2 separate regions of the Homo sapiens genome follow, and region 2 is linked to region 1. A link is an interaction called in ENCODE POLR2A ChIA-PET data of the cell type or tissue named here. Cell type or tissue: PC-9. All regions are shown on one strand. Links, peaks and the distances in the headings refer to the core of each region. The heading gives the core; the rest is flanking DNA.

The links. Peaks named below come from ENCODE experiments on the same cell type or tissue, not always from the same donor. Only the 100,000 strongest peaks of a DNase experiment are listed, where the experiment ranks them.
Region 2: POLR2A ChIA-PET joins it to region 1 with 10 read pairs; 4 of 35 experiments call an interaction of 5 or more read pairs at or near these places.

Annotation. Positions count from the first base shown.
Region 1 is chr11:1,286,654-1,298,892 of GRCh38, forward strand. TOLLIP (toll interacting protein) reads right to left here. Exons shown (of 6, transcript NM_019009.4): 2 at 8,992-9,141; 3 at 3,574-3,756; 4 at 1,971-2,123. Among named protein-coding and RNA genes, the nearest start is that of TOLLIP, 17 kb to the right of the region's middle. RefSeq lists an enhancer at 11,764-12,239. In PC-9, for the core only: a CTCF peak has its summit at 7,167 (motif pointing right); no DNase peak of the experiment used is centred there.
Region 2 is chr11:1,343,054-1,360,005 of GRCh38, forward strand. LINC02689 (long intergenic non-protein coding RNA 2689) reads left to right here and starts at 7,254. Exons shown (of 5, transcript XR_930972.2): 1 at 7,254-7,709. RefSeq lists enhancers at 5,521-6,073, 10,354-11,101, 16,182-16,683, 16,684-16,952. In PC-9, for the core only: no CTCF peak of the experiment used is centred there; a DNase peak (open chromatin) is centred at 8,778.

The DNA.
Region 1 (12,239 bases), core at 2,660-10,659:
AACTGTGGATAAGTCACTGCACCGCTGTCATCTCTAAGTTTAGTTCAAAACTGTCCACTGTGGATAAGTCACTGCACTGCTGTCTCCTGAGTTCAAAACTGTCCACTGCGGATAAGTCATTGCACTGCTGTTGTCTCTGAGTTCAAAACTGTCAACCGTGGATAAGTCACTGCACTGCTGTCGTCTCTGAGTTTAGTTCAAAACTGTCCACTGCAGATAAGTCACTGCACTGCTGTCTCCTGAGTTCAAAACTGTCCACTGCGGATAAGTCACTGCACTGCTGTTGTCTCTGAGTTCAAAACTGTCAACTGTGGATAAGTCACTGCACCGCGGTTGTCTCTGAGTTCGAAACTGTCAGCTGCGGATAAGTCACTGCACCACTGTCGCCTCTGAGTTCAAAACTGTCAGCTGCGGATAAGTCACTGCACCGCTGCCGTCTCTGAGTTCAAAACTGTCAGCTGTGGATAAGTCACTGCACCGCTGTCTTCTGAGTTCGAAACTGTCAACTGCGGATAAGTCACTGCACCACTGTCGTCTCTGAGTTCGAAACTGTCAACTGCAGGTAAAATCACTGGAGCGTCATGATGGTTCTGTGTTTGTATGAAAGCGTCTGTTAAAGACGTGTCATGAGACATTTACACATCGTCACTCACGGCCGGGACATGATTTAAAATATCCCAGCTTTAACAAAAAGGGGGTGGGAGGAGCCAAGATGGCCCAGAAAAGCAGCTCCCTGCTGCTGCCTCCCCGCCGCAGCCTCCCCGCCGCACCCTCCCCGCCGCAGCCTCCCCGCCGCACCCTCCCCGCCGCAGCCTCCCCGCCGCACCCTCCCCGCCGCACCCTCCCCGCCGCAGCCTCCCCGCCGCAGCCTCCCCGCCGCAGCCTCACCGCCGCAGCCTCCCCGCCGCAGCCTCCCCGCCGCACCCTCCCCGCCGCAGCCTCCCCGCCGCACCCTCCCCGCCGCAGCCTCCCCGCCGCAGCCTCCCCGCCGCACCCTCCCCGCCGCAGCCTCCCCGCCGCACCCTCCCCGCCGCAGCCTCCCCGCCGCAGCCTCCCCGCTGCACCCTCTCTGCCGCAGCCTCCCCGCCGCAGCCTCCCCGCCGCACCCTCCCCGCCGCAGCCTCCCCGCCGCACCCTCCCTGCCGCAGCCTCCCCGCCGCAGCCTCCCCGCCGCACCCTCCCCGCCGCAGCCTCCCTGCCGCACCCTCTCTGCTGCAGCCTCCCTGCTGCACCCTCCCTGCTGCACCCTCTCTGCTGCACCCTCTCTGCTGTCACATCTGCCTGGCATTTCCCACAGCACCATTTTTCAGTAACAGCCTGAAAATCCTCTGGTTGATGATACAGACGAGACGGCAGGAGCTCTGCGTCTTGGAGCCTCTAACTGGCCCTCCTGATGCCCCCAGGAGCTGCAGGTGCCCTGAGAATGGAGATGGCTGGGAGCCAGGGCGCTGACGTGCTGGCCCCACAGCCAGGCCTCGACTTCCTGACCCTGAGCACAGCAGCCCCCAGGCTTCCCCGACATCTCCAGAGATGCCCTGCCACACCACGGCCAATGCCTGCCCTGTGGGGAGGAGCCTGGTGTCCTGCAGGGCCCAGGGCTGTATCTCAGACCCTGGAGGGCTGCTCAGCTGGACCCTAAGGGCAGAGCTTGGAAGGGCTGTGGGGGTCCTCCGAGGACACAGGGGCCTGCAGTGGAGACCACCACAAAGGGTTGGCTCATCTTAGGAACACAAACAACCCCTATGCTGTTTCCCCAGACAGAGAACATGGGCAGGAGCAGTGGGCAGGGCAGCCCCTCTCTGCCACCAAACCACCCAGGGCCCCTGCCCTCTGTCCTCAGAACGTGAGCCCTGCTGTTTTATGGGCTCAGTGCCTCCAGGAAAGAGACAAGGGTGTCTGTGGGGCGGCATAGCCCCGACGTGCTCCAACATACCCCAATGCGCCCCACCCCGCCCAGGCGTGCAGCTCACCGCGTAGGACATGACGAGGTTGATCATGCCCTCCTTGTCGTCCCCCTGCCTCCCGCTCAGGCTGTACCACTTGTCCTCCACCTTGCCCTGCCTCAGGGACTCCGGGATGGTGATGTGGGTCCAGGCAATGCGGTCGTCCATGGAGAAGGCTCTCTGCGGGAGACAAGAGGGAGAGGCCCCAGGCATCAGGGAAGGGGCCACCCTGCCCCTGCAGCCGCACCATCGTGGGCCCGCCTCGAGTCCCCGTCTTATCTGTGGAACAGGGCTCCCACCTGCACCAACACCCCATCGATGAGACCCCTCGGGCAGCGCAGGCTTCACGATCGTATATCAGCCTCCGTAGGGGACTTCTTCCCTCTCTCCACCAGGATGGGCCAGGGCCAGGGCCAGGGCCAGGTCTGGGGCTGGGGAAAGCGAGGGCCCTGGGCTGCTGTCCTCCTTCAGTTCCACTTCAGGGACACTGGCTGCTCCTCCCCAGCCCTCGGGGCCCCATCCTTGCTCCACCGGCTGCCACCTGTCAAGCCCCAGAGCAGCCGGGGTGCAGACTGGAAAGGACACGGGGTCTGCCTCCCACAGCTGACTCTGCACTTCCCATGCGCTCTCTACTCTTCTGAGGGCCAGGGAGGGGAAAGCAGGTAGGGACGGGGAGAGAAAAGCCGGGAGGAAAAGGCAGGGCCCAGGCAGGGAGGGCTGGCCGTCTGCTGGCCTGGCTGCCCCACACTGCTCCCCGGCCCCCACCCAGTCTCTAGCCTCACAATGCCACAGGTGCGAGGTGCCAGGACCACACTGAGCAGCAGCCTCGCCACATCCCCTCTGACCTTCTGACTCTGCCTCAGAAGCGCTGCAGGTGCAGCCACGGACGGGACTCAGGACCCTCAAGGGTCACGACCATTCGCACCACCAAGAACAGCTTTCCCACCCAGTAGGCAGCCGCACTCTCTGGAAATCCCACCTGCTGGTGAGCGGCCGGACCCTGTGCGCCCAGCGGGGCGGACACATGCACGCTCTGTCCCTGGAAATCCCACCTGCTGGTGAGCGGCCAGACGAGTGCCCAGTGGACACGTGCACACTCTGTCCCTGGAAATCCCACCTGCTGGTGTGCGGCAAGACCCTGTGCGCCCAGCGGGGCGGACACATGCATGCTCTGTCCCTGGAAATCCCACCTGCTGGTGAGCGGCCAGACGAGTGCCCAGTGGCGGGGGACACATGCATGCTCTGTCCCTGGAAATCCCACCTGCTGGTGAGCGGCCAGATCAGTGCCCAGCGGAGGGGACACGTGCACGCTCTGTCCCTGGAAATCCCACCTGCTGGTGAGCGGCCAGACCCTGTGCGCCCAGCGGAGGGGACACGTGCACGCTGTATCCCTGGGTCATGCTTGTCACTGGGGATGTTTCCAAATGTAAGTATGTTCAAGGAGCTGGAAACAATCCCTTTTTCACATTCCTTGGGGAGAGCAGGACCCTGTCATGCACCCAATGAAACACCAGGTGGGGAGCCACGCCTCGAAGCCAGCCAGGAACGTGGCTGTGTTGGCAGGTGTGTCCCCACGGCAGCCACGCTCAGCCACGTGCAGCCTCCATAATAGCTGGCACGTCCCTCTCACCTCATCGAAGATCTCGAGATAGAAAGAGTCCACGCCTGGGGGCACCGTGCAGTGGATGACCTTATTCCAGCGGGGATTCTTGGCGCCATTGTGTGCCGTGGGCGTCTCGTACACCGCGTAGCCCAGGCGCAGTCGGCAGTAGGGGTCCATGCGGGTCATGCCGTAATTCTTGGCCAACTTTGCCTGGAATGAAGCCAATGTCAGGAAAAGGAGGTGCCAACCATCAGGAGAGGGTGGGTTCTCTAGGCCGTCTGCCTCCCTGAACCCTTCCACGAGGCCTTTTCCTAACACATAGACTACAGCCACTCAGAGTCGCCTGAACACGGCTGTGACCTGCTTCCCAGGAGGCCAGGAGCAAGAAGAGTGAGCCACAGATGGATCGTGCAGTTCTGAGACAAAGCACGTGGCTCGTCCTTGACAGCAGAAACCTACGACGCTCACAGACACAGCTGAGGCCGCCACTCACCCACCATGAAGGGCGCACTCTCTAATGCCCTCCTCAGAAGTGGCTGAGGAGGGAAAGAGGAGGAGGTCCCGGGACAGAGCTGAGAGCCAGAGCATGACATGGAGTGTGAACCTGCCCCCGGAGCATGATGACCCGGGAGAGGTGCATCCTCGCTCTAGGTGAGAGTGAGGACACCTGCTGCACATAATTCAGACGCCACGTGGCTGCTTTCCTCCCTCGTGAAGGCAGCAGCCCTGCCTGTGCTATCGGAGTACGTGGGGTTTTGGGGACTGGAACTTGTCTTTCTTGTGTCTCCCAATCACAAGGAGCCACATCACATGTAGACCATGAGATTCGACTTCAGGCCAGGTGCTCAGCTGGGCAGGGACATTTGAGGTCCTCGGGGTGGGAGTGAACGTGTGTTCAGAATAAGACAGAAGACCGTGGCAAGTAAGATGATTGTTCAGCAAACAAACTCAACATGGATGGCAGGTTCAAATATAAAACCTAAAACTGTAAAACCTTTACAAGAAAAAACCAGGAGAAAAGCCCTCGTAAGCTGGGTTGGGTTCAGCCCTGCAGCTCCGGCTGCCTGTAAAGCGTCCTGCCTGGAATGCAGACGGCCTCCCTGTACCACTGCCACCCGCTCTCCTGCAGCCAACCCGGCTCACCCCCAGGAGCTGGTGATAGAGACCCCGGGAGCCATCCCGGCCCTCCCACCCACATGGAGCCCGCCAGTTCCTCCTTCCCAGTGGAACAGAGTCCAGACACTGCCCCCCGACCCCCTCTGAGGGAACGGCCAACCTGTCCACACCAACCCCCCTCTGAGAGTACTGCCACCCTGTCCTCACCACCCACCCCCCGAAGGCACGGCCACCCCATCCTCACTGACGCCCCTCTGAGGGCACGGCCACCCTGTCCTCACTGAACCCTCTCTGAGGGCACCGCCGCCCTGTTCTCACCGCACCCCTCTGAGGGCACGGCCGCCCCGTCCTCGCTGACCCCCCGCTGAGGGCACGGCCGCCCCGTCCTCGCTGACCCCCCTCTGAGGGCACGGCCGCCCCGTCCTCACCGACCCACCTCTGAGGGCACGGCCGCCCCGTCCTCACCGACCCACCTCTGAGGGCACGGCCGCCCCGTCCTCACCGACCCACCTCTGAGGGCACGGCCGCCCCGTCCTCACCGACCCCCGAGGGCACGGCTGTCCCGTCCACGCCAACCCTCGCCGCACAGCTGAACTCTCCCCTCCTGTGCCCACATCTCTGGACTGCCAGGTCCTCTGTTTTCTATTCTTGTCCACATACAAGTTCCCTCCTTTCACTTCTAATCAAAGCTGTGGCCGGTCCTTTTAGGTCAAAACTGCCCCATTCTTGGGTCCTTAATTTTAGCGTGTTTCTTGGGTGGCCACAGCGTACTCCGGAATGCTATGGAGTGACAGTTTTCCGGAAGCTCCTGGGCGACAGGCATGCTCAGCCTCTAGCAGCTTCCAATTCCCTTCTGCTGCACACCCACACATCTGCTAGATCAGCTCTTACACTCCAAACTCTGCCCCTGTAAACTCCTTAGCAACTGCCCTATTTTCTGGAGAGTATGTAGCAGGAAAGTCTGAGACCAGCATGATTTTCCAAAGCTTTCAGGTAACTGTGCTGTCTCTGCCTAGCTGCTATGACTTATTTTTATTAATAACTTTAAAGGCTTTGAGCAAAGCCAGCTTTCTGGGTGGCACATGGGACTCCCCTGCCAGCATGCCCGTGCCTGTCACCGATGCCTGCTCACATTGGATCCTGCCTGCTTCTGCCACACTCAGCGTCATCCTCTCATTCCCATCTCCTCCCACTGCCCTCTGCACTGTGGCTAGAAAACTCTAGGATGAGCGTCCTGTGACATCAACTGCTCTGCTGAAGTGACCTCCTCGATGTTTATGGAAGCATCTGCCCATTCACTATGACTGCACACAACCACATGCTGTTCTGGTGCAGGAGACACTGTGGACACCGTGGGGACACACGGGCACCGCTGCCTCCCCCACAACGGGCAAGAGACGCACGTCAGACAGCAGACACCGTGGGGACACACGGGCACCGCTGCTTTCCCCACAATGGGCAAGAGATGCGCGGCAGACACACAGCGCAGCAGACGGCGTTACCACTGCAGGGAGTGACCAGCTAGGAGGACCGGGTATGCGGGCTGCAGGATCTGGAGGAAGAGCTGCAGGAAGCGGGAGGAGAACGGCCAGGGAAGAGGAAGGTCAGGAGTGACTAGGGTGAGGAAAACATGGGCCCAGCTGGAGCAGGCTCGGCAGGACAGTGCCCACGAGAAAGGCCCACGCGGGAACGGACCTACTCTGGCCACGCTGCAGGGGCTGAGCGGGGGCAGTGGGTGGGTGCGGGGGGCTCCAGGCCTGGACGGGCTGAAGGTGGCGCCTGTGCTGAGGGTCAGGCCTGAAGGGCAAGAGGTGGACATGAACCTGGAGCACCAGCAGCACGAGGGCTTTGGGCCTCAGCTTCCAGAGTGTGGGGCAGCCACCTGCGGACACGGGGGAGAAGCCGGGAGGGTGGCCCGAGAGCTCCACCTTGGGCACACGGAGTCCGGAGTGCCCACGGAACACCTGGGGAGGCCATGTGGCCATGGTCCGTACCTAGGGATCTGGGGTGGAGCTGAGTGGTCGGCTCAGGCTGGGGCCAGCACATGGGTGTTTAGACCCACAGGGATGCAGAAGTCACCGGGATGTGTGGGCAGAGAGGGGAGGAGGGCTGAGGACCAGACCCCTTGGCATCCCACTGGGGCCCCAGGAGACAACAAGGGGAAGCAGCGAGGGGACGCAAGCAGGGAACCACCTGTGTGGCCGCCCAGAAGCCAAGAGAAGCAGGAAACAGGGGCTGAGCTACCTGGCCCAGTGAGGAGGCAGGAATGTTTCCCACCACTGGAGCTGCGCCACAGAAGGCTGGGTGAGCTCACGTGGAGGAAACAGGCTGCCTGTGGTGGGCTCCAGGGTGCGGGAGAGGACCAAGGGGGGCCAGAGGCGTGGGCAACGCCAGGGCCACCTCCAAGGCCCAGCCAGCTCTGGAGCTTGAACTGTGTGAGGTGGAGTGCCCTGCGGTCACCAGGCCCTGCCAGGAGGTGGCGGCTGAGGACGGGTGATGGCACTGGCTGGCCTGGTGGCAGCTGGCACAGGAATGCATGGGCTTACGGGAGTTCACTGGGTGGGCAGAGGGATCGGCCACACCAGCACAGTAACAGCTGCACAAGCAAGGGTCTGAGACACGCCGCGAGGAAGGGGTGACGGTGTAGCTGTGCTCACCACACCATGAAGCCCCTGAAAGCAAGTCTTATTTGTGAGGTCCACGGCGATTCTTCTGCCTGCTGTATTTGTGCATTTCTATGAAAGCCGCGTGGCTCACAGTGTGTCTCCTTTCCCTGCATTTCTACGAAAGCCCGCGTGGCTCACAGTGTGTCTCCTTTCCCTGCATTTCTACAAAAGCCCGCATGGCTCAGTGTGTCTCCTTTCCCTGCATTTCTATGAAAGCCGTGTGGCTCACAGTGTGTCTCCTTTCCCTGCATTTCTACGAAAGCCCGCGTGGCTCACAGTGTGTCTCCTTTCCCTGCATTTCTACGAAAGCCCGCGTGGCTCACAGTGTGTCTCCTTTCCCTGCATTTCTACGAAAGCCCGCGTGGCTCACGGTGTGTCTCCTTTCCCTGCATTTCTACGAAAGCCCGCATGGCTCAGTGTGTCTCCTTTCCCTGCATTTCTACGAAAGCCGCGTGGCTCACAGTGTGTCTCCTTTCCCTGCATTTCTACGAAAGCCCGCGTGGCTCACAGTGTGTCTCCTTTCCCTGCATTTCTACGAAAGCCCGCGTGGCTCACGGTGTGTCTCCTTTCCCTGCATTTCTACGAAAGCCCGCGTGGCTCACGGTGTGTCTCCTTTCCCTGCATTTCTACGAAAGCCCGCGTGGCTCACGGTGTGTCTCCTTTCCCTGCATTTCTACGAAAGCCCGCGTGGCTCACGGTGTGTCTCCTTTCCCTGCATTTCTACGAAAGCCCGCGTGGCTCACGGTGTGTCTCCTTTCCCTGCATTTCTACGAAAGCCCGCGTGGCTCACGGTGTGTCTCCTTTTCCTGCATTTCTACGAAAGCCCGCGTGGCTCACGGTGTGTCTCCTTTTCCTGCATTTCTACGAAAGCCCGCGTGGCTCACGGTGTGTCTCCTTTCCCTGCATTTCTACGAAAGCCCGGGTGGCTCACGGTGTGTCTCCTTTCCCTGCATTTCTACGAAAGCCCGCGTGGCTCACGGTGTGTCTCCTTTCCCTGCATTTCTACGAAAGCCCGCGTGGCTCACGGTGTGTCTCCTTTCCCTGCATTTCTACGAAAGCCTGCGTGGCTCACAGTGTGTCTCCTTTCCCTGCATTTCTACGAAAGCCTGCGTGGCTCACAGTGTGTTTCCTTTTCCTGCAGTCTTACAGACGGTTTTCGTGTGATCAAAATCGGCGTTCAATCTGCCGATTTTGGCTTTCACTTGAAAGACCACTAAGCAACCACGGGCCGGCCCCGAGGCTGACCGAGGGCTGCTCTGTGGGGAGGGAGGGTGCAGGCACCGGCACTGAGGCCAACAGGAAGCCACTCACGCAGCACACACCAGGTGGCGGGGGTGCCGGCCGCGCCTCCTCCAGCTGCCGGCGGGGGTCCGGGAGGTGTCCTTGGGCGTACTCAAGCCTGGTGGAAGAGCCAGGCCCTACACAGAGCAGACGCCCACCTACACCCACTACTCATCACTTGAGTTATGTTTGGTAGAACCCGGGGTCAATGCCAATATCTTTCACACAGATCGTTTTCAACATCACACAGGTTTCAGGAAAAGCGGGAATCAGAAGTTCTGTTTGCCCGCTTAGGAAATGCAGTATAAACGCCGAAATCCGAAATCCCACCCCCACCGAGCGCACCAGCCCCAGGCAGGCAGGAGGGTGCCCCAAGGCCCACCTGTACCACCGTGATGTTCAGTCGGCCCACGGTGCCCACTGCGCCTCCGTACTGCAGCTGCTGGGCCGCCTGGGCGTCCAGCTGGACCTGCCGCTGCTGCTGTGTGGGCGTGATGCGGAGGAAGTCCTGCGGGAGCTCACCGATGTACACCTGCGGGGCCGGGGACCAGAGAGGCCAGTGAGTCAGGGTGGGGGCACAAAGCAGCCCGACAGCAGCTGCCCCCGGCATTCCCGCGGCCCCGCCCCCACCCATGTCCTTATCAAGTCCTGGACTGTGCTCAGCCTCAGTTTCCTCATCTCTAAACGGAGGGGTCAAGGGTGTCCAGCCTGGGGCCTGGCCCCCAGCGGTACAGGTGCAGCCCTCACTCAGGAGATCCCCAAATGCAGGTTTCTGCCGCTAAAAATGGGTTCCTGTCCTCAAAGCCTGCTCAGGTGGGTTTTCAGGTCATTTTAAAGGGTCTCCCTTGCACCATGTGTGCCCACGGCTTCTTTCTCCTTGTCCACAGCTAAAGGCAGGGCCACTGAACTGCAGGTCACTTGGTCAAACGAATGAGACAAAAGCTGAGCCTCAGGTCTAAAGTGATTTGGAAAACCCTCTGCTGATATACTTCAAATGTTTCCACATGAAACAGCTGAAATTCAAAAGTATCCCAGAAGAACGCAGGAAGTAAATCGATTCCAAACAACCACGAAAGACCTCCCCACTCTGCATCCTATGTCTCCTCGACCCTCTGTCCACCACTGCCACTTCTGAGGGGAAGAGAGAGGATGGGCCCAGGCAGGACAATGCCATCCCGAAACCACCCGCACACCTGCAGCGGCCGAAGGGGCCTGGGGTAAACCATGCTCCACAGGTGAAAGGTCGCTGATGAGGCCCTGAGCATGGGTCTGGCTGCTGGTGGAGTGGGGTGGAGGCCTGGTTGCTGGAGGAGTGGGGTGGAGGCCTGGTTGCTGGTGGAGTGGGGTGGAGGCCTGGTTGCTGGTGGAGGCCTGGTTGCTGGAGGAGTGGGATGGAGGCCTGGTTGCTGGTGGAGTGGGGTGGAGGCCTGGTTGCTGGTGGAGTGGGGTGGAGGCCTGGTTGCTGGAGGAGTGGGGTGGAGGCCTGGTTGCTGGTGGAGTGGGGTGGAGGCCTGGTTGCTGGTGGAGTGGGGTGGAGGCCTGGTTGATGGAGGAGTGGGGTGGAGGCCTGGTTGCTGGTGGAGTGGGGTGGAGGCCTGGTTGCTGGTGGAGTGGGGTGGAGGCCTGGTTGCTGGTGGAGTGGGGTGGAGGCCTGGTTGCTGGTGGAGTGGGGTGGAGGCCTGGTTGCTGGTGGAGTGGGGTGGAGGCCTGGTTGCTGGTGGAGTGGGGTGGAGGCCTGGTTGCTGGTGGAGTGGGGTGGAGGCCTGGTTGCTGGTGGAGTGGGGTGGAGACCCAGCCGTCTGCAGGGGCCCCGGTCAGCGCCAGTGCCCTGGGCAGTTGTTTTCAGGAAATACCGAGTGGAACCTGGAACCCTCGGTGTGTCGGACGTGAGCTTAGGCAAAGTGCACGTGCTGAGGCCGCCAGAACGCCTCTGCCATGCACACCAGAAACCCGTACCTGCCTGTGCCATGGACTCCCAATGACACGGTGCCAGGCAGGGCTCCAGGAGGTTCTGAGTTAAGCCCTGCACCTGCTGTGCTCTGGGCGCCTGGCACTTCAAAGGACCCCGAGAGGGTCTAGCTCCTCACCTGTGTCCCCATCTAAGGCCTGGAGCGCACAAGCCAGTCAGCGCTCCACAACCAATGTGAGTAAACAGAAGGGACCCGGACGATCCAGGCACCGCTTCGAGCAGTTACGGACTCAGGACCCCCAAGTTCGGGAAGCTCTCTGCAGGCTGCACCCCAACCTGAGCAGCCAGCATGGCGTGTGCTCAACCGCTCTTCTCTAAAAAGCAAAACACACTTTGTGCGTTTCCCCACACTTTACCCCGTTTTTGACTGGGACACGTCACGAGTGACCTTTGCCCTGTGAGAGAAGCCGTACTGCGAGAACAAGCAGAGCACCCCGGCTTCACCTCCGGAGGGTGTGGCATAGGCCAGGGCCCGGAGGGACCCCCTGCCCTTACGGACAATCGAGGAGGGTGCAGAGGTGCCTGAGCGGAGTGGGCCCATGCCAGGAGTCCCAGGCCAGCCTCCCCCAGGCAGCCTCTCTCGAGGCGCTGTACAGCTCAACAGCAAGCTCTGGCTCAGGAGGGCGCTGAGAGGCCCCATGGCACGAGATGCTAAGCACCTGTTCCTGTTGGCACACAGGAAACACTGGGGTACAGAAGGCCAGGGCCCTTCGCCTGCCTCCCAGAAGGATTCACAGCCCAGAGCTCTCTCCCCGGGGGACACCTGGCCACACAGGACGTGCTTCCCTGCCAACCCCACAGGGCCCTGGCACAGCCCATGCCAGCAGGCTCTATGACTAGCTCTGTCTGCTCACCAGGAACGGGTTATCTTGCAGAAACAGACTCGTGCTAACCAAGTTCTCAGGACTAACATACACAGGCCAAATTCCTGTTTATTTGTGACAACTGCTTCCTGTGTGCCACATGCACAGCTCTGAGGACATGGCAGGAAAAGCACCGTATCTCCTGGGCACACATGGCAGACAGACAGGCGGCTCGTGCCCTCCTGGGCACACGTAGGGGACAGACAGGTGGCTCATGCCCTCCTGGCCACACGTGGGGGACAGACAGGCGACTCATGTCCCGGAGACAGCAGCATGGAGAAGCCAGTCGGGGGAGGGTGTGGGTGGTCACAGGGACGTGTGGGCGTGGGGTCCAGAGGCCTCTGAGGGAGCACTGTGGGTCCCTCGCTGCTCTGGATCCTGGTTGTCCCGGTATTTGAAGGCGTCCAGCGCTCCATCTCCTTGCTCTGCACTCTTTAGGTGTCCGTTAAAGACAGTGGGACTGCTCATTACTGGGAGAAAATAAAATTATATCCAAAGGCCTAATGATCAAGTGTCATTTTTCAACAAGGATTTAACCATAAAATGGCAAATAGGAAAAGAGGGTTTTTAAACATAAACCGTGTGGATAGAACACGAAAAGGGGAGAAGCAGCTCCCTGCGGATGGAGCTCATCAGCCCCACGCAGCCCGGGGACCGCAGCCAGCGCCATGTGGCGGGGCAGGTGCGCGTCCAGCTCCCCGAGATGACACACGCCTCACATCTGGGTTTTCTTCCCAAAAACCCACACCCCAATTAAGAGACATCTGACAAAATCCCTGACCAGTCAGTCGTCCTCAA
Region 2 (16,952 bases), core at 3,884-11,883, 58 kb after region 1:
AGTAGCTGGCTAGGGCTGCCTTAACAAAGCCCCACAGTTGGCCGGGCGTGGTGGCTCACGCCTGTAGTCCCAGCACTTTGGGAGGCCGAGGCAGGTGGACCACTCAAGGTCAGAAGTTCAAGACCAGCCTGGCCAACATATAGTGAAACCCCGTCTGTACTAAAAAACACAAAAATTAGCTGGGCGTGATGGCACATGCCTGTAATCCCAGCCACTTGGGAAGCTGAGGCAGGAGAATCACTTGAACACCTGGGAGACGGAGGTTGCAGTGAGCCGAGATCACACCACTGCACTCCAGCCTGGGTGACAGAGCAAGACGCCATTTCTAAAAAAGCAAAGCTTCATGGGCGGGCAGCGGGAGCAGCAGACAGTTACTCTCACAGTCCTCGAGGCTGGAGCCGAAGATCAAGGTTTCTTCTTGGACCCGCACAGGGCTGGGTCCTTCTGAAGCCTCTCACCTTGGCTGGTAGACAGCGTCCCCCTCGTGCACAGCTCTGTCTAAATGTCCTCCTTCTGCTAGGACACTGGTCATGTTGGATTAGGGCCCACCCTGATAGCTTCACTTTAACTTCATTATATCTGCAAGGCCCTATCTCCAAATAAGGTCACCTCTGAGGTCCTGGGGATCAGGGCTGTAGTGTCCGAGAGCAGGGCGGGGGTCACCTCTGAGGTCCCGGGGGTCACCTCTGAAGTCCTGGGGTCAGGGCTGTAACATCCGAGTGCAGGGCGGGGGTCCCAGTTCAGCCCGGGACGTGAGGTTCTTCTGCGTCTTCTACACACCCAACCACGTCCTGTGTGACGCCATCACCTTGCTTTCTCCTCTAATCTCTCTTCTTTTGGGCACTGGAATTCAGCCCAGCGCCGCACACAGCGCGACACCAGGCCCCCAGCCTTGTTCCCGCCGTCAGGGACGGCTCCTGTGCCTCACCCACAGTTACGCTGGGGATGTTTCCTGCTACTCCTGGTCTGCTAGGTTTTCTTGTTGTTTTTTAAAAAACCCATGAATGAATGTTGGATTTTATCAAAAGCACTTTTGGCATCTGTGGAGATGAGTGTGCGATTTTCTTCCTTCCTTTGCTAACGTGGTGCACGCACGGATGCCATTTCTACGGGTCGCATGCTCACGGGGTCCTGGGTCGGTGACTCCTCAGGCATGGATTTTCCACGTTGCTGTGGACGCCATCTCCTAACGACTGTCATCGCACTGCCTAGGACAGCTGACACGGGCACGGTTGGCAGTTTCCACCTGGGCGGCTCCTCCTTGGGCGAGGCTGGACAGCAGTGGCCCTCGGCAGGTGTCTTGCAAAACGCCATTTCAGGACAATTTGGAGAAGGAACACAAGTCCTGCCCCTGGCTGAAGCCTGGCTTAACACCTTTCAGTGAGATTTTTTCTTAAGTGCCAGCATTAGAATTTGCAAAATTGTCAGCAGCCGCTCAGAAGAAAACCCCGGCGGTGTCAGTGGGCCACCGTTTTGAGAAATGCTGAAATGTGTCTAGGGAAAACCTTAAGACCCCGAAAGGAGGCCTGAGTGGTACCGAGCAGATGTACGTGGGGCCAAGCATCAGGCGAGGTCAGTGCAATGCCGCAAAGGTCCCCACACCTTTTTTGCAGTTTTATGGAGTTAGACGGGTTGATAGCAAAGTTTTTACAGGAAAGCACTCAGGTAAGAAGAGGTGGGAACACACTAGCAGACAGAACACTCCTTGAAACCTCAAGGCAGAAACTGTGGATGGTGCAGGCTGGGCACGGTGGCTCACGCCTGTAATCCCAGCACTTTGGGAGGTGAAGGTGGGCGGATCACGAGGTCAGGAGATCGAGACCATCCTGGCTAACATGGTGAAACCCCGTTTCTACTAAAAATACAAAAATATTAGCTGGGCGTAGTGGCGGGCGCCTGTAGTCCCAGCTACTCAGGAGGCTGAGGCAGGAGAGTGGCGTGAACCCGGGAGGCAGAGCTTGCAGTGAGCCGAGATCCCACCAGTACACTCCAGCCTGGGCGACAGAGCAAGACTCTGTCCCCCCCACAAGAAAAAAGAAAGAAACTGTGTCTGGTGCAGGTGCAGATGCCCCAGGCCTGCAGACAGGAGACCCCAGGACATGGGTGGCTGCAGGTGCAGATGCCCCAGGCCTGCAGACAGGAGACCCCAGGACACGGGTAGCTGCACAAGTCACAGGGGCAAGGCTGGAATTTTGAATAAATGGTGCTGGCTAATAACCCAGTGTCCGTTTGGACAAAGACTTTGTCCCGCCTCTGCCACCCCTGAGACAGCAAGACCAGCCCTTGCTCCTCAGCCCACTCAATGTGAAGCCGACACGGATGAGGGCATTGATGATGATCCACTTCCACTTAGTGAATATATTTTATCTTCCTTATGAGTTTTTAAATAACGTTCTTTTTTCCGGTTTACTTGATTGTAAGAATACAGTAGATAACATATATAACATACAAAATATCTGTTCATCAACTGTTTATGTTATTGGGGAAGGCTTCCGGTCAACAATAAGCTACTAACAGTTAAGTTTTAGGGAATCAGGCTGGGCGCGGTTGCTCATGCCTGTAATCCCAGCACTTTTGGAGGCCAAGGCAGGAGGACCACTTAAGCCCGGGAGTTCAAGACCAGCCAGGGCAATGAAAGGAGACCCCATCTCTACAAAACACAAACATTAGCCGGGTGTGGTGGCGTGCACCTTCGGTCCCAGCTACTTGGGAGACTGAGGAGGAAGTATCCCTTGGGCCCAGGATTTCGAGGCTGCAGTGAGCTGAGATTGCACCATTATACTCCAGCCTGGGTGACACAGCAAGACCCTGTCAAAGAAGTTCTATGTGGGTTTTCTCTGTGCAAGCGTCATTGCCCCTCAGCCTGCATCGTTCAAGGGTTAACCACATCCACCCAACAGATGAATGTGACCATATTGCAGAGGAATGACACAGTCACACTGAAGGAAGTCGAGAAGTAAAGGAACGCCTGAAGTCACCGCGGGGACAGCGTTGACTGGACGCTGAAGGTGAGGCTGAAGACAAGACACGCTGTGCATGGATGCCAGGCTCTGGGTGGTGGGTCTGTCCCTCACGGGGGTGTATCAGCAAGTCTGGAGCCAGTTCACCCGCAGCTGGGACTAGACAAGCAGGTGAAGGTGTGAAAGCCAGGTTTCTTCAGACAAGAGATGCAACAGGTAAAGCGGCGGACGAGAACAGGCCTGCACTGCTGGGGTGGGCATGGAGGGACCCGCGCTGCTGGGGTGGGTGAGGATGGGCGTGTGCCCTGGGGTGGGTGAGGATGGGCGCATGCCCTGGGGTGGGTGAGGATGGGCGTGTGCCACTTGGGTGAGCGAGGATGGGGCACGTGCCGCTGGGGTGGGTGAGGATGGACGTGTGCCCTGGGGTGGGTGAGGACAGGGCCCATGCGTCTGGGGTGGGTGAGGATGGGCGTGTGCCCTGGGGTGGGTGAGGAGGGGCCCGTGTCACTGGGGTGGGCGAGGATGGACGTGTGTCCTGGGGTGGGTGAGGATGGGCGTGTGCCCTGGGGTGGGTGAGGATGGACGTGTGCCCTGGGGTGGGTGAGGATGGACGTGTGCCCTGGGGTGGGTGAGGATGGGGCACGTGCCCTGGGGTGGGTGAGGATGGATGTGTGCCCTGGGGTGGGTGAGGAGGGGGCATGTGCTGGTGAGGAGGGGGCGTGTGCTGTTGGGGTGGGTGAGGACAGGGCCCATGCCCCTGGGGTGGGTGAGGAGGGGCCCATGCCGCTGGGGTGGGCGAGGATGGATGTGTGCCCTGGGGTGGGTGAGGATGGGGTGTGTGCTGCTGGGGTGGGTGAGGACAGGGCCCATGCCCCTGAGGTGGGTGAGGAGGGGCCGGTGCTGCTGGGGTGGGCGAGGATGGACGTGTGCCCTAGGGTGGGTGGCAGCAGCATGAGCTCACACGGTCAATCTACACACATGTAGATTGTTTGTGCATGGGGGTGAGTACACAGGCATGCATCTTCTGGCTCTGTCCACCAAGAGGGCCTAGACACCGGGATACCCCAGTACCAAAGGAAGCACAGGGTGCAGGTCTCGGTCCCCGACGTCACCCTCCAGTGAGAGGACCCCACAGGCCTCGGAGTCTCGGCTGGCACCAAGGCCGGGGCAGGGAAACGTCAGGCTGAGCTTGGAGCACTCACAGTCCCGGAACGTGAGGAAATGCGTGAACGGGAGCAGGGCTTGTGGGGAGGGGACCTGGGAGTCAAGATGAAAGCTCCCACGCGCCGGGTGATAGTTTACTGGATTGTAACCCACAGAATAAAAAGCCGCGAGCCCACAGTGACGCACACGAACAATTCGCTGAGTGAAGAGTCGGTGTACACGGAGCTGCCCTTTCTCCTTCCTGGCCCTGGTGGGAGAATTTTTATCACAAGTGGGTGATGGGTTTTGTCCAGTGCTTTTCCATGTCCGCCGGGATGGAATAAACGTGACGTTTGTCTGTGGCCCTGTCAGTGTACAGCACGTCACGGATCATCTGCATGTGTGCCCAGGACCGGGGCAGTCACCCAGCAGATACGCACGTGGGACCCGGCTTGGCCTCATGGGGTGGCGGCTGTGTCTTGGTTTTCATTTGGTTCAGAAGGTGGGTACGGACCAGGCATGGTGTCTCACGCCTGTCATCCCAGCACTTTGGGAGGCCGAGACAGGTGGATCACTTGAGGTCAGGAGTTTGAGACCAGCCTGGCCAAAACCACCCATCTCTACTAAAAATGCAAACATTAGCTGGGCCTGGTGGCAGGTGCCTGTGATCCCAGCTACTCAGGAGGCTGAGGCAGGAGAATTGCATGAACCCGGGAGGTGGAGGCTGCAGTGAGCCAAGATCGCACCATTGCACTCCAGTCTGGGTGACAGAGGGAGACTCCGTCTCAAAAAAAAAAAATTCCTTCAGGTCCTGCATACCTACGAAACTGTTGACTCAGCTGGTCCAGAGGACCCCACTGACACACGCTGGCCTCACAGCAAAGAAACAGTTTTGAAAGACATCTTTGCTGAGTTTTCCATGCTCAGCTGGCACTCCCTTTCTCTTCGGAGTTCCTGGCCTCCTCAGGAGTCTTGTGGCCTCTCCAGAGGTCTTGCGGCCTCCTCAGGGGCCTGGTCAACCCTCCTTAGTTATAGGAATGGCCTCATTTGAGGAGATTCCCTCCAATAGGAGGGAGACGCTTGCAGAGCAGGATTCATGAACAATCCGTGTAAGTGCGGGGACGATGCCTGGCATGTTACACTCCAGATGCCGGCTGTCAGTAGCGCCGTCACAGTCACTCATGTCTGTGGTTCGCTTCCCACGCCGGGTCTTCAGCCCCATCTACCCACAGGGCCCCAGACTCAACCCCACCATCTCTGTAAATAGAACCACCAGCCACCCACTGCTTAAGCAGAAAGAGTGCCAGGAACGCTTGTGACTTTCCCCCATCCTCACCTCCACTTCCAAACAATGCTGGGGACCAAGCAGGGGTCATGACCCAGATTCTGTGTTTCTGGCTAATGATTAGTTGGGAGTTCCTTTGGAATAAAACCCCAAGTCCTTGCCACAGCTGGCAGGAGCCTGTTCTGCAAACCGCACCCCCTTCTACGTCACCCTCTCTCTGTATCACAGGGCCCCTCTCTGGTCCTCAGACACTGTGGGAGGCTGGAGGGATCAACCCCAGCCCTCTCTTCCCTACCCACCTTCTGAACTAAATGAAAAGCAAGACTCTGCATGAGCACAGGGGGCCAAGCTGGGTCCTACATGTGGATCAGGCTGGGCGGCCGACCCTGGTCGTGGGTGGGCCGACCCGTGTGGGGAGCTTGGGGAGGGCGGCATCCTTCCGCCCGGGAGGGGAGATTAACTCACACACACAAAGCACTAGCTGGTGGCAAAGGACATGCTTTATCATATACGGCAGAGCCATGTGGGCACCGAGAACCCGAGAAAAACCCAGCTCCCCATGAGAAGTGTGTCTGTCCAGCGTCTGGGGGAGGGGCGTGTGGTCCTCAGGAAGGCCATGCAGGGCGCCCACCCGGAGCTCCCCGGGGATGGCCTCTGCGTGCGGCCTCATGACCTTGTGACCTGGGTCTGGCTCTCAGGAGCACCAGGCAGGCAGGGAGGGCATGCCCTGGAGGAGCCCTGCCTGTGGCCGCATTGCCGTTAGAATTTCAATGAGGGGCACTCAGTTTGATGGATGACTCCTGCGGCCCTGGAGGCCTGAGGCCCCACCTGCTCCGTCTGCTCGGGAGACACAACGTCTTGACTCGGCCTCTGTCCCTTTGTCCTCCCTGCCAGGCCTGCCAGCCCTGCGCTGTGACTCTGCCCTGCAGGCCGGGGGGCCGGGTAGACACCCCTCAGGAAGAAAAGCCTCTGCCTGGAGCCGCTAGCCTGTGCTGGGGGGGGCTTGGAGACCCCAGGGTGTGGGCTTCGGGGCTGCAGATGGCCCAGGCGCTGACCCAAATTCAGTGCTCTCGGGGGTGGGTCTGTGTGTCCCTCCACTGGGCCTCTGGACCAGAACCTTCCGGGGACTCCAGCTTCCCTCTGAGACGTCTCGGCCGACCCAGCCCCTCCTATGCGGCGGCCAGCCTGGGGCCCAGTGGGTAGATTTGCTCCTGTACCATCTCAGGGCCGGTGCCCTGCGGAGGGAGAGGCGCTGTCTGTCAAGCCTCACTCTCTCCTGGCGAGGGCTCTGGTTTTCCAGCCACGTCGCTGCATGGAGAGCAACGCACAAAGACAGGGTCTCAGAGGCCACCTGTGCCCACCCTGGTCCTGCCGGATAACTCCTCCCTTCCCTCTTCTCCGGCAGTCAAAGCCCCCGACAGAGGGAACGATGGCCCCGGGGGACACAGCTCCTTTCCCCAGCTGTTCCCAGAGCACAGCTGGCTTCAGCCTGGGTGCAGCCACATCTTACGGGTCCAGCCCGAGTCCGTCCATTTCTGAGGGTCCTGCTGCCCTCCCCTACCTGCCCCCATGCTCCGCAGAGCCCTGCAGAATGAGAGGGTCCTGGACCTGGCTCCTCTGCCTGGGAGAATCTGACGGCTCCGGGTGCAGTCGTAGCCCCAGGAGAGGCCCTGGCGCCCTGACCCCCGGCAGGCAGCGAGGCTGATGTGGGAGGGCGAGGCCGCCCCGCCCTGGCTCTGACAACCCTCCCTGCACTGCTGCCCAACCCTCTCCCCATGCCTCCTCCACCTCCCCCAGGGTTGGCCTGGGAGCCTCCTCCGCTTCCCCCAAGGTTGGCGCCCGGGAGCCGTGCTCTGGGACCACACTCCTCTTTGGCTCTGGGAATTTCTCCTCCCACGTGGAGGCCCCCACAGCAGTGGACACCACCCAGCCAGGCCCACCTGACCGGTCAGGCTCAAACCCTCTGGTACCCGCCCCACCCATAGGACCAGGTGTAAACCAGGCAGCGACACCCCAGACGTGTGGTCTTGGTCAGCTCCCCTGGGCTCCTCTCCCTCCAGCTGGCCCTTCTCTGCCCAGGAAACAGTTTTCTGAAGAGTTCTCCGTTCTCGAGCCTTCCAGCTGCGTGGGAGAGAGTTGACCCCAAGGCTGGGACCACAAGAGGCCAGGGAGGGTGGGCCTGGGATCTGCAGCTCACGGGCTGTGTGACTGTGGGCACGAGATTTCATTTCCTGATTCATAAAGGTGGGGACCGATCAAAGCTACTCCTTGGACCTTTGTGAAGATTAAATGAGTTCAACACGGAGCATTCTTGACCCATGGTGAGTGTCGTAAAACGCTGGCCACTGTAATTTTTCATTTTCCCTTCGGCATTATGACAATATATCCCCAATGGCATAGGATTTTAAGTGAATGTACCGTAATCTGCCCAACCATTCTTTTACTGTGGACACTTGAGTGATTTCCAATCATGTTTACTCTCATTTGTTTTCTTTTTCTTTTTTTTTTTTTTTTGAGATAGTCATGCTCTGTTGCCCAGGCTGGAGTGCAGTAGTGTGATCTCAGCTCACTGCAACCTCTGCCTCCCGGGTTCAAGTGATTCTCCTGCCTCAACCTCCCAAGTAGCTGGGACTACAGGAACACACCAATGCACACAGCTACTTTTTTTTTAACTTTTAGTGGATACGGGGTTTCACCATGTTGTCCAGGCTGGTCTCAAACTCCCAACCTCAGGCGATCCGCCTGCCTCGGCCTCCCAAAGTGCTGGGATTACAGGTGTGAGCCACTGCACCCAGGCTAGTAATATTGACTCTTAGGCTAGTAATATTGACTCTTAGAGCTAACACTCTAACATGGAAAGGAGAAAACAATTGTTTCTCCTTAGGGATTGTTTCCTTAAAATTTGGCCCAGAAACTATAATCCTGAGTCAAATGGTGTCGATGTTCTCATTATCCTGGAAGAATCACGCTGACCTTGGCTTTAAAAGGTTGAATCACCTCGGACTTGCGAACGGCAACGGGTCTCTCACAGAAGCTCGGCCGCACTGGAATATGCAGATGTGTTTGTTTTCATTAGTATTTCTGTGTTTTACCATTTTTCTGAGCTTACTAATTATGTGTTTTACCGATTTTTCTGAGCGTACTAATTATGTTCTATTTAAATGTTCTCTGTGTACTGATCTGTTGCAAATGTAATTTGTAATTACCGGGATCACCCTCAGTGTGATGTGAGGTCTGATCTCCAACCTCTATGCCTCACTGCCTTTGAGAAATGACCTGTTGTTCCTGACACTCTTGCGAGGTGGGTGGATTAAACCCTCTGCCTCTGCTAGCTTTTCTCCCAGGTCTCACACCTGGACCCCCCACCCCCACCAACTCCCCTCCCAGGCCTCCCACCCAGACCCCCACTCCCCTCCTAGGCCTCCCACCTAGACCCCTGCCCCCACCAATTCCCCTTCCAGGCCTCACACCTGGACCCCCACCCCCACTGACTCCCCTCCCAGGCCCCATGCCTGGACCCCCACCAACTCCCCTCCCAGGCCTCATACCTGGACCCCCCACCCCCACCAACTCCCCTCCCAGGCCTCACACCCGGACCCCCACCCACTCCCCTTCTAGGCCTCCCACCTAGACCCCTGCCCCCACCAATTCCCCTTCCAGGCCTCACACCTGGAACCCCACACCCACCAACTCCCCTCCCAGGCCTTACACCTGGACCCCCACCCCCACTGACTCCCCTCCCAGGCCCCATGCCTGGACCCCCACCCCCACCAACTCCCCTCCCAGGCCTCACACCTGGACCCCCCACCCCCACCAACTTCCATCCCAGGCCTCACACCTGGACCCCCACCCCCACCAACTCCCCTCCCAGGCCTCATACCTGGACCCCCCACCCCCACCAACTCCCCTCCCAGGCCTCATACCTGGACCCCCCACCCCCACCAACTCCCCTCCCAGGCCTCACACCTGGACCCCCCACCCCCACCAACTCCCCTCCCAGGCCTCACACCCGGACCCCCACCCACTCCCCTTCTAGGCCTCCCACCTAGACCCCTGCCCCCACCAATTCCCCTTCCAGGCCTCACACCTGGAACCCCACACCCACCAACTCCCCTCCCAGGCCTTACACCTGGACCCCCACCCCCACTGACTCCCCTCCCAGGCCCCATGCCTGGACCCCCACCCCCACCAACTCCCCTCCCAGGCCTCACACCTGGACCCCCCACCCCCACCAACTTCCATCCCAGGCCTCACACCTGGACCCCCACCCCCACCAACTCCCCTCCCAGGCCTCACACCTCGACCCCCCACCCCCCACCCCTCATCCCCACTGACTCCCTTCCCAGGCCTCACACCTGGACCCCCCACCCCCCACCCCCACCAACTTCCATCCCAGGCCTCACACCTGGACCCCCACCCCCACCCCTCATCCCCACCGACTCCCCTCCCAGGCCTCACACCTGGACCCCCACCCCCAATGACTCCCCTCCCAGGCCTCACACCTGGACCCCCACCCTCACCCCTCATCCCCACTGACTCCCCTCCCAGGCCTCACACCTGGACCCCCACCCTCACCCTCATCCCCACCGACTCCCCTCCCAGGCCTCACACCTGGACCCCCATCCCCTACCCCTCATCCCCGCCGACTCCCCTCCCAGGCCTACACCAGGTCCCCCACCCCCTCTTGCCTGTCACAGTGCCTCCTGGAACATGGAACCCCTCTAGCAACTCCCTAATTTTCTTCTATTCATAGCAAATTGTCTCAAAAAATGTGTCTACACCCACCATCCAAGACCCTGCATCCAAGACGCCCCATCCAAGACCACCCCCTCCTCTAGTCACTATATGACCACCTCTCTGCATCTCATTTCCTCAGCCACCCCTGCTGGTCCTGGGTCTGGACTCAGCATGGCCGTGGCTGCACGTGGCTCTTCTCCCCCTTTCCCAGGGCTCTTTCCAGCCCACGGAGCAGAGTGCCACCTCCCTGCCTACCTCAGCCCCAGTTCCCTCAAAGGGCAAACGTTCCACCTGCCGACCCATTTTCCTGCTTTGGGCCGGCCAGGGCCAGGCCTGGTCTTCCCAGCCCTACTGCGGTGCCCGACCCACAGGACAGCCTGGGGGGCATCAAGCCCAATGCCTCTGAGAGCCTGTGAGTGAGTGGCCTCCATGGTGCTGGGGCCGCTCCAGCCGCCTTGCTTGGCCCCCGGGCCTCCCTTCAGGATCTAGATCACACCCAGACACCCGTCCCTGCCTCTGCCCCAGCACCTCCGCCTGGAATGTGAATCCGCAGCTACCTGTGGAGCCGGCGCCTTCTCTCCGTCCTTCTCACACTGAGGGGCACCCCCAGAGAGGTCACCATGGCCCGAACGTCTATCCCCAGAAATTCTTCTGTTGAAACCTTCACTGCCAAGGTGATGCTATTGGGAGGAGGGGCCTTTGGGCGGGTCTGGCCGTGAGGGTCGGCCTCGTAAATGGATTAGTGCCCAGACAAAAGGGACCTCAGAGAGCCCCTCACCGCTTCATTACGTTCGGATGTGGCCAGGAGGCGCTGGCTGTGAACCACAGTCTGCCGGGGCCTGTTAGACTCACAGTCTCCAGAGCTGTGAGCTAAATGTCGGTTGCTTGAAGCCGCCGACGGGGGTGTTTTGCTGTGGCGGCCGGAGTGGCAGAGACTGGGGAGATCCTGGCCACAAAAGCGGCAGGGCCTGCCCCTCCAGTTCCTGTCTAAGCCATCACCATAGGTGCATCCTTCACCACCTGCCTGCTGCCCTGCTGGGCCGTTCTCTGCCTTCCAGACGTGAACGTGAGTGCGAGGGTGGGCACAGCCTGCACGTGCCCGGCCCTGCTCCACACGAGCTTCCGGGTGTGCCGGTGAGCCGGATGCCTGCTGGGTTCCCACAGCAGCCTCTCTGTTCTTCTCCCTGATTGTAGAGACGTGACCCTTGCCTGCTGGCTCCAGCTCAGGGAGGTGTGCTGTGTGTCCTTCGCGACGTGCGCTAGGGGCCGGCCCCTGCCAGCTGGGAGGCCAGTGCTGTGTGTCCTTCGCGACGTGCACTGGGGACCGGCCACTGCCAGCTGGGAGGCCAGTGCTGTGTGTCCTTCATGGTGTGCACTGGGGGCCAGTGCTGTGTGTCCTTCATGGTGTGCGCTGGGGGCTGGTGCTGTGTGTCCTTCACGATGTGTGCTGGGGGCCGGCCCCTGCCAGCTGGGAGGCCGGTGCTATGTGTCTGCTCTGTCAGCCCCCTCAGGTGGGTGGTTTGGGCGTCGGCCATGGTGGGAATGTTTACACCACGGAAATTGGCCAGTGCCTCCAGCCAGGGTTTTGTTTCCCTCGTGAGTTGCTCGTTGCTAAATCAGTGCAGCACGGATTGGCCTTCCTCTTCCTCTGTTCTGTTTTGTTATGGGATGTCTCTAACATACGGAAAACCATAGAGAATGATATGATAAGCACCTTCAGCCCTTCCCAGCTCTAAGACTCCCTGACATTTGGCTGTGTCTGTGCCATGATTTTAAGTGGATTCAACCCGTCCAATCCACCCAAAGCCCCTGGTGCCCTGTGGTGCCATTGCTCTCCCTCCTGGGGCAGATTCCACATCTGGAGTGTCGTGCCGGGGCACGTTTGTAGACCTCACAGCACACATGTGACCCTCAACACTATACAGGTGGTTTCTTTTTTTTTTTTTTTTTTTTGAGACAGAGTCTTGCTCTGTCACCCAGGCTGGAGTGCAGTGGCACGATCTCGGCTCACTGCCGGCTCTGCCTCCCGGGTTCACGCCATTCTCTTGCCTCAGCCTCCCAAGTAGCTGGGACTACAGGCGCCCGCCACCACGCCTGGCTAATTTTTTTGTGTTTTTAGTAGAAACGGGGTTTCACTGTGTTAACCAGGATGGTCTCGATCTCCTGACCTCGTGATCCGCCCGCCTTGGCCTCCCAAAGTGCTGGGATTACAGGCATTAGCCACCGAGCCCAGCCTACAGCGTGGTTTTACGTGGGGGTTTTTTGGTTTGTTTTGAGACAGGGTCTTGCTCCATCACCCGGGCTGGAGTGCAGAGGCATGATCATGGATCACTGCAGCCTTAACCTCCCAGGCTCAAACCATCCTCCCACCTCAGCCTCCTGAGTAGCTGGGACCACAGGCTTGTGCCATCATGCCCAGCTCATTTTTTATTTTATTTTATTTTTATTTTTATTTTTTTTTTGAGACGGAGTCTCGCTCTGTCGCCCAGGCTGGAGTGCAGTGGCGGGATCTCGGCTCACTGCAAGCTCCGCCTCCCGGGTTCACGCCATTCTCCTGCCTCAGCCTCCCAAGTAGCTGGGACTACAGGCGCCCGCCACTACGCCTGGCTAATTTTTTTTGTATTTTTAGTAGAGACGGGGTTTCACCGTTTTAGCCGGGATGGTCACGATCTCCTGACCTCGTGATCTGCCCGCCTCGGCCTCCCAAAGTGCTGGGATTACAGGTGTGAACCACCACAAACAGCCCCTCTTTTCCTTGCCTGGGTTAGGGACCCACTGAGAATAGGACAGGAGAAAAGGCAGATGTGATTTTTTCAGAATACCAACTTTCTACCCGGCCCCAGCACTGGCTGTCCACCCACGCTGCCCTGCCACCCACCCATGCTGCCCTGCCGTCCACCCATGCTCCCCTGCCGTCCACCTACGCTGCCCTGCCGTCACCACGGCACTCGGAGCTTCTGGAGCTTAGACTACTTTATCTTTGTGGCCCTTTTCTGCCTTCTTATCAACTCCCTTTCCCTGCCTCTGCAAACAATGCCGGTGAAATTTAGATAGGAGTTGCATTGTACACAGATATTACAGAGGGAAGGAATAACATTGTTACAACATTGACTCCCACACACAAACCTCTCTCTCTCTTGCTCTCTCTCTCTCGCTCTCTCTCTGTCTCTCTCGCTCTCTCACTCTGTCTCTCTCGCTCTCTCTCTTGCTCTCTCTCTGTCTGTCTCTTGCTCTCTCTCGCTCTGTCTCTCTCGCTCTCTCTCTGTCTCTCTCTCTCTCACTCTCGCTCTCTCTCTTGCTCTCTCTGTCGCTCTCTCTCACTGTCTGTGTCTCTCACTCTCTCTCGCTCTCTCATGCTCTCTGTCACTCTCTCTCGCTCTCTCTGTCTCTCTTGCTGTCTGTCTCTGTCTCTCTCGCTCTCTCTGTGTCCCTCTCGCTCTCTCATGCTCTCTCTCTGTCGCTCTCTCTCACTCTCTGTCTCTGTCGCTCTCTCTGTTTCTCTTGCTCTCTCTCTCTCTGTCTCTCTCGCTCTCTCTCTGTGTTTCTCACTCTCTCATGCTCTCTCTCTGTTGCTCTCTCTCACTCTCTCTGTGGCTCTCTCTCTCTCTGTCTCTCTCGCTCTCTCTCTTGCTCTCTCTGTCGCTCTCTCTCGCTCTCTCTGTGTCTCTCTCTCTCGCTCTCTCATGCTCTCTGTGGCTCTCTCTCTGTCTCTCTCTCTCTCTGTTTCTCTTGCTCTCTCTCTCTCTCTGTCTCTCTCGCTCTCTCTCTGTGTCTCTCCCTCTCTCTCGCTCTCTCATGCTGTCTCTCTCTTGCTCTCTCTCACTCTGTCTCTCTCTCTCTGGTCTTCTTTGAAGTCTTTCATTAAACTTTAATAATTTTCTGCTCACAGATCTTATATGTATTTTGTTAGGTTTATTCCTAAGTATTTTTTATTTTGGGGTTTGAATTTTCACATTTGTGTTTGATGCCCATATAGAAAACTGCAAATGACTTTCGAATGTTGATTTCTAGATTGGAGCATCTTGTTAAACTATTTTAATTCTCATAATTTGTGGATTGCAGTATTTTTTGTAAGTAATCATTTCCTCAATACATAGTTTAGTTTCTTTGTTTCCAATTTTTAATATCCATTGTTTCTTTTTAAAATTTATTTTATTTATTTATTAATTTATTTATTTTGAGATGGAGTCTCTCTCTGTCACCCAGGCTGGAGTGCAGTGGCGCGATCTCGGCTCACTGCAAGCTCTGCCTCCCGGGCTCATGCCCTTCTCCTGCCTCAGCCTCCCGAGTAGCTGGGACTACAGGCGCCCGCCACCACGCCCGGCTAATTTTTTTGTATTTTTAGTAGAGACGGGGTTTCACCATGTTAGCCAGGATGGTCTTGATCTCCTGATCTCATGATCCACCCGCCTCGGCCTCCCAAAGTGCTGGGATTACAGGCATGAGTCACCGCGCCCGGCCCGTTGTTGCTTTTTCTTGTCTGGTGGTGAGTGGGTCCTCAAGTTCTTTGTGGGTTAGAGGCAGTGAGGGTGAGTTGTCTCATTCCTGATTTTATTTAAAAATGTGTAATTGTGATGGTTGCTGTGCTTTGTTTTTTTTTGTTTTTTTTTGGTTTTTTTTGCGTATTCCTTTTATAAAGTTAAAAAAATTATTTTATTCCTAGTTTGGTAAGAGTTTTATCTTAAAATACTGTTGAATTTTATCAAGTATTTATCTTGCCTCTATTGAAATTGACATGTGGTTTTTCTTTTTGCACTGTTTTTGTGGCAAATCACAAGGCTGGGCCATGGAGTGACTATCTCCTGGGAGACTCGGGCGGGTGAGCTGGTCATGCCTGAGCTCCACCCAACCTTCTGCACTCCTCAGTCTTCCGATTCCTTCTCCACTTCCCCGAGGAACTCAACTGTTGGATTGTAGGGAGCACAGAGGTTGAGAGGCTTTCGGGAGACCTGGGAAGGTGGGCTCTGGACAGGAGAGGCAGGGGAGTTGCTGCCTGGCCCCTGCTTTGTGCAGCACCAGGCACAGGCTCAGAAGATGCTGCCGCCACACTCAGGGCTCCTGGATGATGCCACGGGCAGAGGCTGACCCAGAACCATTCAGGAAAGACATCCCAAGTGGTGTAGTCCAAGCTTCTCCTGCGCTGTGGGAGGAAAGCACATGAGGGTGGGGGTGTGCAGGGCTGTGACCAGCAAACAGGCCAGCACGGCCTGCTTCTGGTCACTGGCCAGGCCTGCCCTGCTGCAGAGTGAAGACTTCCTGTAAGGCCACCCGGCTGCTCCCTCCCGGCGACGGCTCTGCAGTGAGGCCCACGCCACCCGGCTGCTCCCTCCTGGCTATGGCTCTCCAGTGAGGCCCACGCCACCCGGCTGCTGCCCCCCAGCGACGGCTCTCCAGTGAGGCCCACCTGCCATCCCCCCGCACGGGTAAACAGAGGCCTGTGAGTCGGTGTGGCAACCTCCAGTCCAGGCGAGCTGCTTTTCTAGGTCAACACTGGTCCTCTCTTGCCATCCTGTAAATCAGATACCAAGTTTAAAAGCTGACCACAGAAAACCAAACATTGTGTGTTCTCACTGATATGTGGGAGCTAAGCTGTGAGGACGCGAAGGCATAAGAATGATACAGTGGACTTTGGGGACTTGGAGGGGAAGAATGGGAGGGGGCGAGGGATAAAAGACAACAAATAGGGTGCAGTGTATACTGCTCAGGTAATGAGTGCACGAGGATCTCGCAGATCAGAGCTCAAGAACTCACTCCTGGAACCAAATACCACGTGTACCCCAATAACTTATGGAAAAATAAAATAAATAAATAAGTAAATAAATAAATGCTGACCACACCCCATGTAAAACAGCAGGGAAGGGCTCAAGGAGGGGAAGTGGTGGGAGGAGAAAACGTGCGTGGCTGCCCCAGCCCCGCCGCCGCCTCTGCACGGCACGGTGTCCTGTCCGTGGCTCCATAGCCATTGTGTTCTCAAAGGGACTGAGCCGTTATTCGTCCTTTTCTTTGGGGTTGTTCCAAAATGCCATCCATGGTCGGGCGCAGTGGCTCATGCCTGTAATCCCAGCATTTTGGGAGGCCGAGGCGGACGGATCACCTGAGGTCAGGAGTTTGAGACCATCCTGGCCAACATGGTGAAACCCCGTCTCTACTAAAAATACAAAAATTAGCCAGGCGTGGTGGCGGGCGCCTGTAATCCCAGCTACTCAGGAGGCTGAGGCAGGAGAATCACCTGAATCCAGGAGGCAGAGGTTGCAGTGAGCTGAGATCACACCACTGCACTCCAGCCTGGACGACAGAGCGAGACTCTGTCTCAAAAAAAAAAAAATAGCAAAACATAAAAACAACAAAATGTCATTCATGAACTTTGGCTTCCAGGTGGTCTTGGGGAGACTCCAGGCTCAGCCTCCTCCCGCTGCTCCCTTGAAGGAGCCGTCCTGACTGTCCTTGGCCGCCTGAGCCCGCTGCCCCAGCAGGAGGTCTACTGCTCTGGTGGCAAGAGGACTCCTGGGCCTGTGGCTGTCCAGGCGTCCCCTTCAGGGGAAGCGTGTGTGTGACGTGAATACTCCGCACCACCTCAGCACCTGCAAAACCCAGACGTGCTGACGCGGGGAGCATGGGCTTAGCCGGTGCGTCACTAGGGCCATGGTGCAGGGAACCACCCTGGGCCTACGTGTCCCGGCTCTGGGAGAACATCACACATGGACCTGGCCCACCTTGTGGGACCACACCCTCCAGAGGCCTCGTCCTGTAGACAGCTGTCACACATTGTCACACAAGTGAGCCTTCAACAGCCCATGATGGGGGTGACGTGGCCCAGGTACAGCAAG